2 separate regions of the Homo sapiens genome follow, and region 1 is linked to region 2. The links are chromatin loops, found by intact Hi-C in ENCODE. Cell type or tissue: IMR-90. All regions are shown on one strand. Links, peaks and the distances in the headings refer to the core of each region. The heading gives the core; the rest is flanking DNA.

The links. A loop is a pair of places that touch in the nucleus more often than their neighbours do. Peaks named below come from ENCODE experiments on the same cell type or tissue, not always from the same donor. Only the 100,000 strongest peaks of a DNase experiment are listed, where the experiment ranks them.
Region 1: it touches region 2 in a loop (2.7-fold over the local background); 2 of 110 quality-filtered maps call a loop at or near these places.

Annotation. Positions count from the first base shown.
Region 1 is chr17:56,290,003-56,295,383 of GRCh38, reverse strand. All of the region lies in intron 3 of ANKFN1 (ankyrin repeat and fibronectin type III domain containing 1), which reads right to left. Among named protein-coding and RNA genes, the nearest start is that of ANKFN1, 140 kb to the right of the region's middle. In IMR-90, for the core only: no CTCF peak of the experiment used is centred there; a DNase peak (open chromatin) is centred at 3,143; H3K4me3 peaks cover 246 bases; H3K27ac peaks cover 648 bases.
Region 2 is chr17:56,140,474-56,145,854 of GRCh38, reverse strand. It overlaps a transcript of ANKFN1 not described here. Among named protein-coding and RNA genes, the nearest start is that of ANKFN1, 10 kb to the left of the region's middle. In IMR-90, for the core only: no CTCF peak of the experiment used is centred there; a DNase peak (open chromatin) is centred at 3,364; H3K27ac peaks cover 1,322 bases.

The DNA.
Region 1 (5,381 bases), core at 203-5,202, 150 kb before region 2:
ACCTTTGAGAATGATAGGAGTAGAGGATATACCAAGGCTTGACTCTGGAGAAAGGAGACTCTGCCACAATATTTTAAAGGAAATTGCCTTTCTTCCTTGAATTCATACTGCATTGCCTTTTTGCTGAAATGAGTGGTGATACAACTAGAAAGGATGACCGTCTCAAGAATTGGGCCCACTTCAAACCGAGTCTTTCATATCATGACATGGGGTTTCCCCAAGGAAGAGTTGTAGCCCTTAACTCCCAGCGGTGGTCATTTACAGATAAAAGCCAGAGGAAACCCAGTGTTTTCCAATAGGCTGGCTTAACACAGTCTCCTCTTTGTCAATAATGGGAAAAGATATTGGCTTCTTTGTTACCTGACGTAATTTCAGAGATGGTCACAAACAAACTCAGTCATTTTCTGTAGCTGTCACAGAAATTGGATTTTCCTCCTGCTGCCAGAAAGATCATGGTCTCTTGCTAGAATGGTGATTGCTTCCCATATTTGCCCATCAAAATGCCTTGTGAAAGTTCTTCCAGGACTCAATGGCTCAAGCCTTGTTCTGTATGCATTGATTCTGGAAGTTTCTTTGTGTACAGAGTACAGAAAGTTTAGAATTAGCATTTAGTAATAGTTTCATCTAAATTAATGGGTTGAGTTATGTGGCAGAAAGTTTCTGCTATTTCTGCCAGACTTGGGCTGTCCCTGAATGACACAAACAAGCAGGTCAGACCCTTGTTCCAGTTTGAACAATTCTTTGTGTCTTGAACTATTCTGGTAAAGTAGAATGGCATCCTAAGTGCTGCACTAGGCTACACATTCTGTATTACCAAACAATCAAATTCTCAAACCTCTACTCCCTCTGCTTAGGATGGAGAAAGCCAGTCTAATTTCTAAGGCTTGCAGTCTGAGAGAGAAGCAGAGAACTAGAAAATGTAAGTCTGTTTTCTTCTTTGATAAGCTTCCTTGGCAAAGTCCAATGACCTGAATTATGGTGTGGCCTGTGGCCTAAGAATCTTGAAGTCGGCTCCTGGCTTCCCCTGCCTCTAGCCTCTCTTCAGGCAGTGGTGCCTGGCCCATAGTGCTGTGGATCTATCACTTGGTTTCCAGGGGCAATCATGCATTCTCTTCTTGATTACCAGCCACTGGAGGGAAACAGGGCCACAGATAACCCTAAACAGAGCTAAACCAGAAGCCAAGTCTAGTGTTTGGTTTGAGAAGGCATTATTTGGTTTCTTTATATAGCTATTTTGCCCTTCTAGCTGATAGCAAAACAAATTTTTGCTCCCTGAGTACACAAGGTCTCACGGTGATGGAGGTGAACCAACAATTTGCTAATCAGGGAAGAAAACAGAACCCGAAATTTAACAAAGATGACTGAATATGCCCCTAAAGGATTCCTCCTTTGCGGAGAGAATCTGCCAGGTGGCTAAACCCCATGGTGAAAACGTTTATGCCTAGGTTATTAAGAAGAAAGCTTGTGGGGGCCTGCATTCCAGATCTGTTCCCTAGATCCCTGGAGAAGGGACAGAGGTGCTGGGACTATAAGAGATAATTAGGGCCCAGCTCTCTCCCTCAAGGAGCCAAGGACCAACAAATGGCCTAATACTTAGTCATTCATGTAGCGAATATTTATTGAAGACTTAGTATGTGCCAGGGAGACTGTTTTGGCAATCAAATCTCAGAGTAGAAAGTCTTTCGATTTGGGGTCACAAGTCTCCTGGGTAGCATCTGTTCTGTGCTGTCCTTCGTGGGTCATCACCTGACCTCCAACCACATCTCACTTTTGTGAGACAGCTTATCCCACTGTCCCACAGTCACCAACACTTAAAGGTTCACTTTGTACTGTCCTGAATCTGGGATCTGCCTTCTAATATCTTACCCTGCACGAAACCAGTGCATATGTGCAAGAATACATTGGAATAACTCAATAACCTTACTCACCCATCTGAAGCCTACCCTCCTCTCCCTTTAAAATGACCACAAACATAAACACACACCAAACCTGAAAAGTTGTTGGGTTTGTTTTTGCTTCTGTGCTTGGTGGTGATGGTGGCATTTGTGTGATACAATGAATTCAAAACAAGATGGGGAGAAGATTAGGATAAATATGTTTGGCCCTGTGCCTAACATGGTGCCTGGCATGCAGTAGATCTTCAGCAACGATCTGTCAAATGAATAAGCAAATGAATGAATGAATGACCAGATGAATGAATAAAATGTGAATTACTGACTAGACCATAAATTTTTAATGTTATGGACTTTGTCTCCTATATCTTCATATACCCAGTAGCTAAGACAGTACTTGGCCCATTTATAGGGGTTCAAAAATGAGTAATTTCTGAATGAATAAGTGAAGTCATAAAATTGATGACCATTGGCATATAAATGGGCATGAAATAAATGTTGTCTGAACAAATGAATGAATGAATATGCAAGGCAAGGAAAGATGCTTCACTGGTGATAGTTATTAGATTTCAGCTGGAAAGACATTGTAATTATAATGGGCAGGTGAGCAAAGTATGACTGTTTAGTAGGGCTATGGTTGCTTTTTCAGCATGAGAAACTTTTTCCTATTGTTGACTCAGCAGCCCAGGCAGTCAGGCTTCATCCTGTGCTCTTTTCTAGCATGCTAGTTTTCACCAGGTGAGATGGCAGTGGTTTTTTTTTCCCCCTAAATCAAACTGCTTTGCTTAGAGATGCTACATTTGCTTGATTCACTTCCCAGTTGCTTAAGGGAATGTGGATGTTAACTAGAAATGGTTACAGATGCTAACAGAGAAGCTTTCTGGTTTGGTATTGGAGAAAAGAAAGATATGGAGGAAATGAGCAATGCATACTGACATCTGTGCCTCTGTCCTCGTAGGACCACCTGGAGACCCAACACAGACACAAGAAAAGAGTGGACATTCCATTTCTTCCAAGAGATTTCTTCTTGATTCTGGAACACTCTTGGTAGAGCAAGTTTATTTCCCCCAGGCACGGTCCTTAGCTTCTCAGAGCCACACTCTCTGAAGAGGAGATGGCATTTTTCTTTTGATCTCATCACTTCTGGCTTCTGGAAGGCAGCCCTAAGATGATATAGGATTAAGAGTACTAAAATCTGATTTGACTTTCCTGCTGCAATTGTTAGATCCTTAACCTCTGAGTCAGTTTGGCTACACTCCCCAGGAAACCAAGTTTTACTTTGTCCTAGCAAAAATCTGACTCAGCCTCTGCCTCTTTGGAAGGCATTGTGATTTCCATGCCAGTCATGAAAAGGAAAACGAGGGAGGCACAAATGATGCCCACTACTTAGTAACAGACATTCTCACCAATCTCCTCCTTCTGAGATGCCACCTGATTGGCTCTCCTATGCTCTACTAAAATGAAGAACAAAATACTGGCAGCAGTATTTGGGAGATACGAAAGGTGCAGCCCTAAAGATAATAAAAATTTGTCATAAACTTTAGGAGAATTACATGTAGCCTAGTGGATTAAGTACCTTCCTCTCTAAGCTAACTAATTCCTGGTTCTTTGTTAAACTAGGGTCATTTGACAATTTATTTGTGAGGCAAGTATTTGGTGCTAAAAAGATACTTTAGAGAAATAAGCGAATAGGCTACGGAAGCTCAACAGATGTCCTGAACCATGTGTCAGAAGCTGTCACCCTTCCTTGCTTCAGAAGGACCCCTGAAGAATTTCTGAATGGCCCACAGGAAGAGCCAATAGCATCCTAGTTGGCTAGGCCATCTGCAGCAAAGAACTACAGGCCAAGTTCACAAGAGAAGTGAAGGTTACTCTAGGCCACTGTTATAGGCAGCTGGCCAGTGTTCAGGTCAGCCCAGCTAAATGAAGCCAGTTAAATTAGCTGGGATGAATCATAATCATCATCATAATAAATAAATAATACCATAAGGCCCCTAAATGTGTGGCTATTAGACATCTGGGTATCAGAAGGTCAGTTCTGTGCAGTAGGGTAGCACATGTCTATTGACATAGGCTTGACCCAGATTGATTTGCCCTACTTGGACATTACTTGTCATTGTAAGCAGGTATCTCCCAGTCATAGAGTGTCTTCTAAGAGTGAATCCACTCAAAATAGACAATCCCATATGTTTAGTCAATAATGAGTTAAAATACCATCCCAGACAAGGAATTTAGGGAGATATAAAAAAGATTCTGAAGAGACATAGTCCTAGAATCAAATACACATAGATTTTTGAAATGATCCAGTGACATTCTCCTGTAGATGTTTTGCCCCCTCAGAAATTACTGACAGCTTCCACAGGGGTCTATCTATTCTGATCATTTGTCAGGATAGAAGGGGCTGACTGATCCAGACTCTTCTTTTCAAACTAGAAATAATACTTTTAAGAGTTGAGGGACATGGTTTTGAGATATTGCCTTTCTTTGCCTCTCTAGGATGGAACTATTTAAATCCTCATTTATTAAGTCATTGTTCTCTAAGCATTCCAGTCCCTCATGGCTTGGAGGCTGGAGACAGGTGCTCATGAAAGCTTGTCTTCATGTCGTTAATTTTCAGAGGAGGGGAGGAAATGAGATCAGACACTGTTCCAAGAGTAATTTTGATATCAGATATTCTTTCAAACATCTGCAAATCAATAAAAATTGAGATGAGAGGGGTCACTAAGAGGCATGGTACAGTGGCTAATGAAATTAGTTACCATCTGCCTGCCTAAACTGGACTGCAAATAGAGAATTTAATACTTTCACTTTCAATTTCTGAGATATCCTTATTTACAGTACCAAATAGACTCAACTCTTCACTGGGCTCTTAAAATATTTAGTTTGCATGTTTCCCCAAGTAGAAAGGATGGTGGGGGAGAATGCCCTGGCTGCAACTCAAATGTGCCAGTTTAACATTATTCAGAATGTTAAGAGAAGGTTAAATCACTACATCAAGGTATATATAGATTCGATCTAAAGAGATAGGTTACATGTAGGTCCTATATCAATATTTCCTTGGGCTCTTCTGGCTTAAGAACCCTTACAATTCTATTTTCTTGTAAATACAAACATGATATTCTTATTTCATAGCTGGAGAAAATGAGTCACAGAAAAGCAAAGAGATTCCCTATGAGTTATTTAAGTTCCTGTTTAAATTGCTGGGTGAACGGTAAAGTTGGTGCTGTAATTCTAGAGGGTTCTTGGTCCTGCCTGAAATCCTTTGTAGAACAAGAGAGTTGAAGAGAATGAAGAGAAACATATTGAGCAGGAGGAAGAAGGTAAAAAGGGAGCAAGGAATGAGCAGAGGAAAACAGAATTGGAGAGAAAAGGGAAAGAGGAAAATTAGAAGGGTGGAAAGGAAGAGAAAGTAAAATACTCAGCCATGGCAGTGAAAGATGTAATGATCTGGGAGTTTGCATCCCAGCCCTACAACTAACTAGCAGCATG
Region 2 (5,381 bases), core at 321-5,320:
AATTAGTTTTGAAAACTTGCCTTGTCTCAGCTGAGACTTTGGCCTGTGGACTTTTGAGTTAATGCTGATGTGAGTTAAGACTTTGGAGGACTGTTGGGAACGCATGATTGGTTTTGAAATGTGAGGACAGGAGATTTGGGAGGGTCCAGGGGCAGAATAATATGGTTTGGCTATGTGTCCACCCAAATTTCACCTTGAATTGTAATTCCAGTAATCCCCACGTGTCAAGGGTGGGACGAGGTGGAGGTAATTGAATCATGGGGGTGGTTTTCCTGATGCTATTATTGTGACAGTGAGTTAGTTCTCATGAGATCTGATGGTTTTATCAGGGGCTTCTCCCTTCACTTGACACTCAATCCTGCTGCTCTGTGAAGAAGGTGCCTGCTTTTCCTTTGCCTTCTGCCATGATTGTAAGGTTCCTGAGGCCTCCCCAGCAATGTAGAACTGTGAGTCAATTAACCCTCTTTCCTTTATAAACTACCCAATCTTGGGCAGTTCTTTATGGCAGCATGAGAATGGACTAATACTACAGGTTTTACACATCTGCTAGCAAAAAACATTCTATTTTTCTGACTCCCTTTATGTCTGTCTGTTGGTCTGACAGCTCACTGAAGTCAGGGAAAGATCCTTTAATTTCTTTTGTACCCATTCCATGGTTTCTAATTCCCATTGCCTGCTCAGTGCACACTCACTGCTTGTTTCTCACCCATGCCTGCCTTATAGAACAAGATAAAATTAAAAACACCTACCCCTTTTGTGTGGGCAGTGTTTCTGCCAAGGCAACGATTCAGCTCCTTCCTGGTATGAGGGCCTGAGCTGCCCCAAGGAGAGGGGAAAGATTAAGCATCTGTAATAAATGTTCCCTAGGCAGGGAGGGAAAAATCACCTAACACTCTTGTGGTTTTTAGAAAAAAAAAAGGGTAAGAGAAGAGAAGGAGGAAAAAGAAAATCCTGAGCTTTAAACAAGTGGCCAGGCTGTTTGTCACCTGTAAAATGAGGCGATGGAAAGCAGGAAAGGGCAGTGGTCCCTGGGTCTGCTTCAGGGATTTGTGCCTCAGACATCTGCTCCAATGCTCCTCGGCTGTCCATCTGCAATTTCTTTTTCTTTAACAAAAACAAAGAACCCTCACTGGACTGAAGTTTCCCACCTGGGCTGAATTTTCAGACCTGGCCTAGGTGGTCCCTAAGTAAATAATTTTATCCTCACTCACTCACCTCCTCCTGAGGAAAAAAACCCATCTTTTTGCTCAGTGAGAGAAGAAAGCACCCAAACCAAACAACAGATTCTCTGCAGCATTGGAACTCTCATTCTAGGGACTCCCGCGAGGGCATGCGGTTTAAATCAGAGTACCCAAGCTACTTGTCTATCTCCTGGGTAAACCTGATTAACATGGACTCAGAGAGAAAGGTTGGATGCATGCCAAAGTACTTTAGTGCCTGTGTAGACTGGTGCATGGACTTTTCCCATCACCCAATAGTTCTAGAAGTCCACCTGCAGGCAAAAAGTAAAGAAACAGCCTGACCTAAAGTGCAACCTGTGGTGTACTCTTGATTTTTCACATGGAGCCCTTCATGATTTCACCATAGCTGATAGATTCAATAGAAGTCCTCCTGCTGTAGAGAGAATTTCTGTGGTCCTTTTGCCTCTGCATTCATTTGGTTTGGGCTGTTTTTTTTTTTTTTTTTTTTTTTTTTTTTCAGATGCGCCTCTGTTTGTGTCAGGCACTTGTGCTAGGCTGGAGGGATCCAAAGATGAACAAATGACAACCTCTGCCCTCTGGGAGCACACAGCTCTTGTGATAAGGATAAAAATCCAGACTGATGATTATAAAGTGATCAGTTTGCTAGGGTTACTATAGCAGATTATCACACACTTGGTGGCTTGAAAAAGCCTCCACTTAACCTCTCACAGTTCTGGGGGACAGAAGTCTGAAATCCAGGCGTCAGCAAGGTTGGTTCTTTCTGGAGACTTTGCAGAAGAATCCATTCCATGCCTCTCTCCTGGCTTCTGGTGGCTGCTGGCAGTCCTTGGGATTCGTTGGCTTGTAGCTGCGTAATTCCAATCTCTGTGTTCGGCTTCACTTGGCCTTCTCCTTGTGTCTCTGTGTCACATATCCCTCTCCTTTATCTTATAAGGACGCATCACTGGATTTATAGCCCATGCTAAACCCAGGATGACCTCATCCAAAGACCCTTGACTTAATTATATCTGCAAATATCTTATTTCCAAATCAGGTCACATTCATAAAGTAATGGGGCTTAGGGTTTGGATATATCTTTTGAGAGAACACAATTCAATCTACTGCAAAGATCAAATATGATAGGTACTATAAAAATAGAGGCAAGCACAGAACATGATTGTAGCAGAGAAGAGAATGGTCCATTGCAGCTGAGTGAGAGTCAGGAAAGGGCTCTAGAGGAGGTGGCTCATAAGGGGAGTTTTGGGGGGACAAGCTGGCGTGTGTCCCAAGGAGGGGCTGCTTGTGTGAAAGTGAAGAGGTTTGCAAGTGTCATAAAGGGGATGACTCCAACTTTGGCACTTGAGTGTTGGCAGGATCCTGGAATCCCTTCTGTGCTCAACCATCCTCTCCACCACTGCCTTTGATACCTGACAAGAAAGACCTCTCTGAGCTGGCTGGAATTTCAAACAGTGCAGCCTCTAGCCTACCATGCGTGAAGCCCCCAAACTTGGCCTCTCATCTAAACATAAAAAAGCCCCAAACTACCCCCCAACCCCACCCCTAATTGTTCTCCTTCTCATCATTGGAATTCTTCGCAATGTCTTCTCTTCCTGAGAATCTCAGCTTCCTGTGAATACTAACTAAACATTCATTCATATTCATTGGTGAGGGTCATCTGTCTCAGCCTCCAAATGCATTCCTGGGTGAGTGATCAGATCGCGCCTCTGGGAAAACTGACCAAATAGAAAAAATGGTGGGAGTGGGGAATCATAGAGTATTTGTGTGAATGGCTTGTGTGGAGTGTGAGTAGGGTGGAGGAGAAGTTAGTTCGCATTGGAGAGGTAAACAGAAGGCAAATTACAGAGAGTCTACAATAACAAAACTCCTACAGCAAAACACAAACTGGAAAAGGTGTATCAAAGCCAAATAGCTCAAATTCACCTGTAAAACACAGGTGCTGCTGCTTTGGGACCACCCTGGTTCTCAAGAAATGAAGGCTTCAGCATGAGGAAATACAGGATAGGATGGATGAAGAAACAAAAGTCTGAAGCGTGGAGAGCCTTCTAGAGGTGGAGCTTCCTGTCTTTAGAGCCAGAATTTTCCAGGGTCTGAATTTCATTCTGTAAGCCTGTTTGAGGTGAGTTAGCCCTTTAGGCATGTGGTGCAGATGATTAAAGTTCTTGGCCAGTGTCCATTGAGCCCATCACTAGCTTACAAATGTTATGTGTTGCAAAAGAACCTTTTGTTGGGCCAGAGGAATGATTTACTCTTCATGGAGTGAACTTGGCCAATAGCTACTCTTGACATAAGTGTGGAGGGACAAAACAATAAGGAGATTTGCAACTTGTCGTTTCCACCCAGTTGACAAAATTATCAGAGCAGCATTTGTGTGACTTCTTTTTTGACTCCCATGAAACTCCCTAGACCATAAAGTAAGCCCTAGCTGGCCAGGTGCGGTGGCTCATGCCTGTAATCCCAGCACTTTGGGAGGCCAAGACAGGCAGATCATGAGGTCAAGAGATCGAAACCATCCTGTCCAACATGATGAAACCCTGTCTCTACTAAAAATACAAAAGTTAGCTGAGCATGGTGGTAAGGGCCTGTAGTCCCAGCTACTGGGGAGGCTGAGGCAGGAGAATCACTGGAACCTGGGAGGCAGAGTTTGCAGTGGGCCAAGATTGCACCATTGCACTCCAGCCTGGGCGACAGAGCCAGACTCCATCTCAAAAAAAAAAAAAAAAAAAAAAAAAGTACACCATCGTTATGAAAAAGAGGGGGCTATCTTACACACTCACTGATGTGTGGTTAGAAGTGCTTTTTGATTAAGGATGTCTGAGCTTGCTTTAGTGTAAAACAGTTCATGAATTTGTGGAAATTATCCACCCCCACACTGATTGTTCTGCTTCAGCTGAGGTCACAGCATCAGGGTGAGGATTTGTGTGGAAATTCAAACTGCACTGGAACGCTGTGCTCAAATAATTCCTGCTCCCCCACCCCCCACACACACCCTGATGAGTTTTTGCGAATGATCCTTTATCCTAAATATCCCACCACTCCAGGAACACTATATGGGTGATTCAGAAGGCCACATCCCATGCATTCTTGTTGCCCTTCCAAACTCATTATTTATGTGTGGCTTTGGATGGTCTTCAGAAGATTTGCTGAAGCATTCACACCACTCCAATCCAAAACTTCACTCTATTGCTAGACCATTCTTTATGTGACAGCTATGGCATCCCAGATCATTTTAGAGTCAAATGTCAGGCACATGCCCTTTCAAAGATAGAAAATGGAGGGGAAATCGCCAGCTGCCCCAATCTTCAACTACTTCTCCTTAAAGGCCCTATGGTATTCCATATTAGAGGCTTGGAAAATCACCACACGTCTGTCAGCAAACTGCGGAATTGTACTGGCAAGATTGGCTTGTGGTGGCGCTGTCTACAGATTTGTGTTTCTTGTCTGCCTGCCAACACCCACTGTCCCTGATAAATGTAGCGCTCAGAGATGGCTAACAAGAGAGGTGGATTGTAGCACACACACCAAGCCCCTGGAGAAGATCAGTGAGGGGAGGTTTAGAAATAAAGCAGAGATGGTGAGATTGAGAATTAGAGAATCTGGGTGCACATCCAGAAAGCCAGGAGCAAATCAATGCTTAAATCATTACGTGCATAGCTCCAGTAGGTAAGGCTGATAGTAGGGACTGTGGAGATATAAAGAAACACATGATGTGACCTTTACTTTCAATGAGCTTTCAGACCATGTGTGGCTAACAGATGTCCTACTTGGGAGTGTAAGCGACAACATAATTTAATAAATGGAGGAGATAAAGGTTATATCTATGATATATTAGTAGTGAACATAGGGTAAGAGATATATTCCAATTTGGCATACTTAGGGAACATACACATTTGTATTTATTTAATGTGTTATATAGCCATTACCAGTTCTGAGTGCTCTAACCAGATGCTAACTCATTTAATTCTCCTCACAATCCTATGATGCAGGCATTATTAGAATATTCACTTCTTTTTAGATGAACAAACAGAAACAGAGAGCTTAAGTAGGTTGCCCAAGGTCATCCAGCTACTAGGTGGCAGAGTCGGGATTCAAAACATCATGGAAGGGAAAAGAAGTTTGGTTGGACTTTGAAGGCAGGTTAGAATTTGAAAGACAAGAAAATAAGAAAGTCTTTCAGCTGCA